2 separate regions of the Homo sapiens genome follow, and region 2 is linked to region 1. Evidence: chromatin contacts called from ENCODE Hi-C or POLR2A ChIA-PET data. All regions are on one chromosome and are shown on one strand. Each heading gives the region's core, a stretch centred on a gene start or an enhancer-like site at or near the end of the contact. The rest is flanking DNA. Distances are from core to core; before and after follow the strand shown. Region 1 overlaps DDX11-AS1 (DDX11 antisense RNA 1). Region 2 overlaps TSPAN11 (tetraspanin 11).

Region 1 (3,081 bases), core at 221-2,720:
TCAGCACCTTCCCTTAGGGCTGCAAGGCTCCTCATCTCCCCTCCTGCAGCAGCAGATCTGGGCTCCTGTTGAAGACAAGCCCTCACAGCACTTGGGCGGACATCATTTACCAGGCACATCAAAGGTTGGGAAAGATGTGACTAATGAGTCTAGCTTGTGCAAGACTCATCCTCTTACCTCCCTCTCACCATCACATTCCCAGTCCCACTAAAGCATAGGATTCTGGCTGAGTCTTTGGCTAAAATGAGTAGTGGCAACTCCTCTTGTTTAGGCATCCAAGCACACACCACCAGATCCAGCAAGTGCACACCAACTCCACTTCAGCTAATTTATGACTTCAAAGGTGGTCTAGAAAGGAGACCTTTACAACAGAAAAGCTTCCTGGACTGCAGGCAGAGTTGTGCCAATGCATTCAGGCCATAATTCTGATTGCTCCCCATAAGCCAGGAAACTCACTACTCACTATGCCCACCTTGCTGTTTGCCATCACAGAAATGCACTTGAGTTGCTCACCTGCATTGCTACAGTTAAACCACAGGCTGCAGGTGCAGCACTCTTTCCAGGGTGTGCAGGGGAAATGGCATTTGTTATTTGAGTAATGTGTCTCTCTCCATCCCCAGAGTCGGTAAACAAACAAGTTATCCATGGAGCAAGCTCTTCCCTTTTGGCATCTTTCAGTTTTTGAGTGGCAGCTCTGCAATGAGGCCACTGGCCATCCCTCAGCTGTGTAGAGAACAGGCATTCTTGGCCCTTGGAGTCCTGCTGTAGCATTTTCAGGATGCCAAGTTATTGGTGGGGACAGGTGCCCAAAATTCAGCATAACACACCTAAGCCTTATTTCCCTTTTTCTGGACACTTCTTGATTTAGGAATAAAAGCCCCTTCCTCCTCCTGGGCTGGGCTGGCCTGTAAACATCTCAGTCTGAGTTTGCTGAGTGTTGCATTCAGGCCATAATTCTGATTGCTCCCCATAAGCCAGGAAACTCACTACTCACTATGCCCACCTTGCTGTTTGCCATCACAGAAATGCACTTGAGTTGCTCACCTGCATTGCTACAGTTAAACCACAGGCTGCAGGTGCAGCACTCTTTCCAGGGTGTGCAGGGGAAATGGCATTTGTTATTTGAGTAATGTGTCTTTCTCCATCCCCAGAGTCGGTAAACAAACAAGTTATCCGTGGAGCAAGTTATCAGTCTGAGTGTTGCTATATTCAGTTGCTAGTTTCCATTCCATATGATGATGTGTGACAGGACAGCTCACCCTGTGAGTTAGCAAGGGGTTTTAAGTAATATGCTTTCTGATGGAAAGGACGACAAAGATTCCTATTATTCACCAGTGAGCCTGGAGACTGAGCTGGTCCAGTTTTGATGACTGAGCCACAGCAATGTCAATCTCATGTGCTCTGTCACTACTTCCCACTGTGGCTTGACGAAAACAGCCTCAAGGGCCCTGCAGAAGCGCTCCAGCCACGCAGTCAGGAGACTTGCCAACTCAGTCTGTCCAAGGCCTCTGTGACATTGGAACAAAAATAGGTCTGTGTGCTAGCCTCAGCTTCTGCATCTGCAAAGAGAAGTGGTTAACAAAAATTAGGGGTAGCAAGTAATGCTTGCAGCTTTCAGTTATAGACATGCACAGATATTGCTGTTGGTGAAAGCATCCACAGAACACCAGGCAACACGCCACTGAAAGAGAGCGGCATTTTTTTTGCTCCTATTCTTCGAAATGCCAGTGGAGATAAACTGATGCTGCTATTTGTGTTTTCCTGGACTATTTCCTTGTGAAGCCTTCCAGTCATTAAATGCTCACTCCATCTTCTTTCAAAAGTGACTCAGCGTGCGGCTGAGAAGCAGCAGCAGCAGGATCACCTGGGAGTTTGTGAGAATGCGGAACCTCAGGCTCCCCGGCTTTCCTGCTGAATCGGAACGCGCTGTTTCACACTCTCCCAGGTGATTCGCATGTGTTTAACTTTAGAAGCACCCGTCTGAAGTTGTGTTTGTCAAACCTAAGTGAACATCAAATCCCTGCAAGGCTCGTTAAAACCTTGCTGGGCCCCACACCCAAGTTTCTGATTCAATAAGTCTGGGTCAGGGTCTGTGAATTTGCATTATAACATTTCTAACTTTCCTGGCGATGACACCACCTGTCCAGGACCATACTTTGGGAACCTCTGGTAAGTCTTCCTTGAGCAGGTGTTTTGTGACACCTTAATTCCCAGGTCACCGAGAATCTAGAGCATCTCTATAATATGTATGCTGGCTTCTTCAATCTCCAGAATTACTGTGTTCTCTTAATCATCTTTGATCTCTTTCTTGATTTCAGTATGTTTCTCTCTCTTTGTCATTAGGAAGCCCTAGTCTCAGAAAGCCAGTTAGTTCTGTGCTGTGCAAAAATGGGAGGATTTCATGAAAATCCTACTTTTCTCTCCCATGTGGTTGTTCTAAAATTCTACCTGTTTCTTCATCTGGAGTTACACCGCTGGTCCCTGAGGGGCTTGTTACACTCCTCCTCAGAGCTAGTGAACATTGGCGGCTGGTGTGTAATCTTCTGTGCCTGTTATATGTGTGTACATACCTTGGCATTTACATGTAGAAATATGTTTTGGATTTCTTAGGCCGGGCACGGTGGCTCACGCCTGTAATCCCAGCACTTTGGGAGGCCGAGGCGGGCAGATCACGAGGTCAGGAGATCGAGGCCATCCTGGCTAACACAGTGAAACCCCGTCTCTACTAAAAATACAAAAAATTAGCCAGGCATGGTGGTGGGCGCCTGTAGTCCCAGCTACTCAGGAGACTGAGGCAGGAGAATGGCATGAACCTGGGAGGCGGAGCTTGCAGTGAGCCGAGATTGTGCCACTGTACTCCAGCCTGGGCGACAGAGTCTCTCAAAAAAAAAATATGTTTTGGATTTCTTAAGAAAAAATAAGATCATACTACAAGTATTGCTTGGCAACTTCATTTTATTAATTAGTATCATTTCTTGGGGATATTTTAAAATCTATAAATAGACTCTCCATTCTTTTTAAAGCTGCATAGGCTAGGTGTGGTGGCTCACACCTATTTAATATAATCTCAGTGCTTTGGGA
Region 2 (3,188 bases), core at 68-2,567, 62 kb after region 1:
AATTAGGCAGTCCCATCAATGCAATATGGAACATCCACTGCAGAAAATCGGAGGGAGGTGGTGGTGGAAGCTAATTGGCCATAGAACCACCCCATCAAGACAATGCTGCTGGATTGTGGTGATCAGGTACACCCGCTGCATCCCGAGAAGGATGGATGTCAACACAAACCCTATGAGTCTCTTGAGCGGTCAGCTCTTCAGGATGTTTGCATCCTGCTTCCCAAGGAGCCTTCAGGGTTCTGAGGTCCCCTGGTCCATTCCCCTGCCTGCACTGCATAAGCCACGCTGGATGAGGAAAGGACTCATGCTGGAGAGGGGTCGGGGTTCCCCAAGTCCTGGCTATAGAATGGTGGGGGCAGCTGACTCAAAGGTTAAAGAGCCACCAAACAGATGAGGCAAGGCCCACCTTGGAGCTGGGTGGCTGATGGAGCAACATAACAGAATGTGTAGGTAAGAAACGAGCCAGGGAGGACACAGTCCAGTTTCCAGGCATGGGGACTCAGGCTCTCCTCACCCTGAACTTCCCACCAGCGCCAGCTACTTCAGAGGATGTGGCCCAGCTCAGGCTGCAGGGCCCTGGGAGCCATGGCCCTCAGAATAACTCTTATTTATTTAGGTTCCTTCTTAAGGGAGCTTGGTCATGGTGACGGCAATAGTGATGTGAATGTTCATTAGAGCCACATTTTTACCATCTTTTTATAATGTGGTGACTTGCTTCCCAGGACCTGAAAATACTTCTTCGTTATCCTCACACATCATCCTGTATAAAATGGCAACACAAGGAGGCAGGCAGAAGCTGAGTGACTTACCCGAGGTCCCAGAGCAAGCTAGGCAAGGTACTCGAAAACCAGCTTTTGAACCCGAGCCCATATATTTTCACCTTTGATTGTGGACTTTAGTGCCCTGGTTGACCACGTCTTGGCCTGTTGGATGGAGGTGTGGCAATTCTGGATCCCCTTGTTTTAGAAATTGGTTTTTAGAACTTCTTACTTTTTTATCCATCCCCTAAATAGAAAAGAACTCCCAATAAAGACCCAGTTTAGTCTGAATCATCCACCATGATCTTCATTTGGCTTAAAATATAGAAGTTTTCAGAGCCCCCATTCACAACTCTAAAAATATCCCTTTCTTTTGATCTAGGTGGCCTCTGTTCTGGTCATTGACCATAGGCTCAGATGGCCTGAATTATCTCTCTCATGCAGGCTTTGCTAAAAAAGATCTGGTGTGAATAATTTAAGCCCCATTCCTGTTCCTGCCTGGCAGATTTCCAATGCCAAGCTGATCATCATTTCAGCACCAGCAGAGATGTGCTATTTCTGTCCCCGACGGCCACGTCCTTCTTGGGAAAGTGACTTTGAGGAGCTGCAGATGAGCTAGGAGGAAGGGCTGTGCCAGGACAGACATCGTGCCTGTGTGGAAGCTGGATGGTCCCCCTCTGGGTCATTCTTTGGGAACTCCTCCCCTGCTACTCCCGATCCAAGGTAGTTGCACATCATTCAGATGCCTGGTCTTTCATCTTTCCCTCTCCTCCTCAGGGACCACTTGGTCTAGTGATAGACTCACTGCCCTTCTCCTTTGGAGCTTCCCTCACCTGTCAGCTGATTCAAGATTTCAAATGGAAGTTAAACATGGAGGGGACAAAATGAAATGAAACAAGGAAGGAACTGCTAAGAGCCATACAGCACTTTTACACTGCCTTAACCACACCACTTGACTCTAAATGGGAGCCTGGGTTTTAAAATTCCTACCTGTGTTAGCCCAAGAAAGGTTGTACAGGCACCTTCTTGGTTTAAACAATCAAGTGCTCGATGCTTCACGGGCTGTTGGGCCAGGATGTGGATTACTCAGGATCCCCAGCTTTACCTCCTGCTCTGTCCTTGGGCCAGTTGTCATTGGTTCTTTCACAGAGGGGCAGATAAAGCAAAGAAAGCAGATTCTAGGCCATGGAGTTTGCTGTTTGCTAGCGCCCTGGCAGAGATGCCTGTCTCCACAGTCCTGCGTTGGTGGCTGAGTGCATGTGTGCGTGCATATGCATGTGTGTGCATGCATATGCATGTGTGTGCACGAATGTGTGTGCGTGCATGCACACTTTTTTCTGACCTCAGTTTCAAGCTGTTGCCTCCTTGATGTGTCTGTTTAGTGACTTGGACCAGAGAGATCACCAGTTCTGTGTGGGATGGGAGTGAACGCAGGCAAGTCTCTACAGAAGAGGGTAAAGTGGAGCTGAGAAGAAGCAGGGAATCTTGCACCAGCCTGTGCAACAGCTGCTGTGCCCCTCTCTGCCTCAAGCCCCAGAGGGATAAGGCTCACTGCCTGTTGACTCCCCGAAGTGCAGAAGGGTAGGGCAAGAGGTGCCCAGCAAGGCTTTGGGCAAGCACAAGGCCCTGACCTTCACTGACTCTCCACATCTCTCCCACATGCTCTGGGCACAGGGCTTGGTTCCCTCTGGGCAGGCCATCCAGACTAAGTGACAGCCAGGTTGAGACACAGAGGCTGAAGACATTCATTCTTCATGGATCAGCCTGGATGTCTGGACAGATCTCATGAACAGATGGTGTAAGAGGAAGTGTGGAATGGGAGGCTGTGATCAGTGGCTTGGAGAGCACAGCGTGGTCAGGTGCTAAAGCTTAGGCTTCCCTTCTGGCCTTTGAGATGGCCAAGGGGAAGCGCTCCTATGATTACACTATTCTCCAAAAAATCCAATAATTCTGAGTGTCTCCCACTAATGCCTGGGTGACCCACACACTCACCCACCCAGTGTCTTTCAGCCTGTAACCTTTGGATGGAGCACTGGACTCTGTGACCCTCAAGGTCCCTTCTAAGCTGAATATACTCTGACCCAGGTGTGCTGTTCTTTCCTTACTATAATGGGAGCAACGAGGCACTGAGATGCCTGAGGCTTCTAGGGTCCCCTCACTACACCCCTGTCTCTTGCCCTAGGGTTCCGGGCTAGGTGCTGGAGGGGACCCTCCCTTGTTACCAGCCAGATCTCCAAAAGCCACTGCTCCATGAAGACCTCTCCAGAGATGGAGGGCAGGGTGTGCCCTGCACACATCCTCCCCCTTGGCCTCTGGTCCCTCTGCCTCCCATCAGGCTTGTCCTCCTCCCCAGGGAAGCAGACTCTTAGAGGTGATTCCAACAGACAGCAACGCACAGTCCAGCTCCAGCCATTACTTGCTCCACATCTC

What was found. Hi-C counts contacts between places; a loop is a spot of excess contacts on that map. ChIA-PET counts read pairs that join two places held with the same protein, here RNA polymerase II (POLR2A). Pooled maps may share reads with other maps.
Region 2: a loop to region 1 is called in a pooled map, with 2.1 times the contacts of the local background. The contact joins two enhancer-like sites. A Hi-C loop is called at or near these places in 3 of 168 maps with a recorded cell type or tissue (endothelial cell of hepatic sinusoid, heart left ventricle and left lung) and 1 of 50 pooled maps. POLR2A ChIA-PET finds 5 or more read pairs at or near these places in 2 of 52 experiments (PC-9 and activated T-cell).

What each region holds. Positions count from the first base shown.
Region 1 is chr12:31,028,485-31,031,565 of GRCh38, reverse strand. All of the region lies in intron 2 of DDX11-AS1 (DDX11 antisense RNA 1), which reads left to right. Among named protein-coding and RNA genes, the nearest start is that of TSPAN11-AS1, 24 kb to the right of the region's middle. RefSeq lists a silencer at 2,551-2,780. Within about 2 kb of position 1,470, at least 5 of the 41 ENCODE cell types and tissues checked have a DNase peak (open chromatin) inside an H3K27ac peak, as active enhancers do.
Region 2 is chr12:30,966,551-30,969,738 of GRCh38, reverse strand. The region is part of intron 3 of TSPAN11 (tetraspanin 11); the gene reads right to left. Among named protein-coding and RNA genes, the nearest start is that of TSPAN11-AS1, 38 kb to the left of the region's middle. Within about 2 kb of position 1,317, at least 2 of the 41 ENCODE cell types and tissues checked have a DNase peak (open chromatin) inside an H3K27ac peak, as active enhancers do.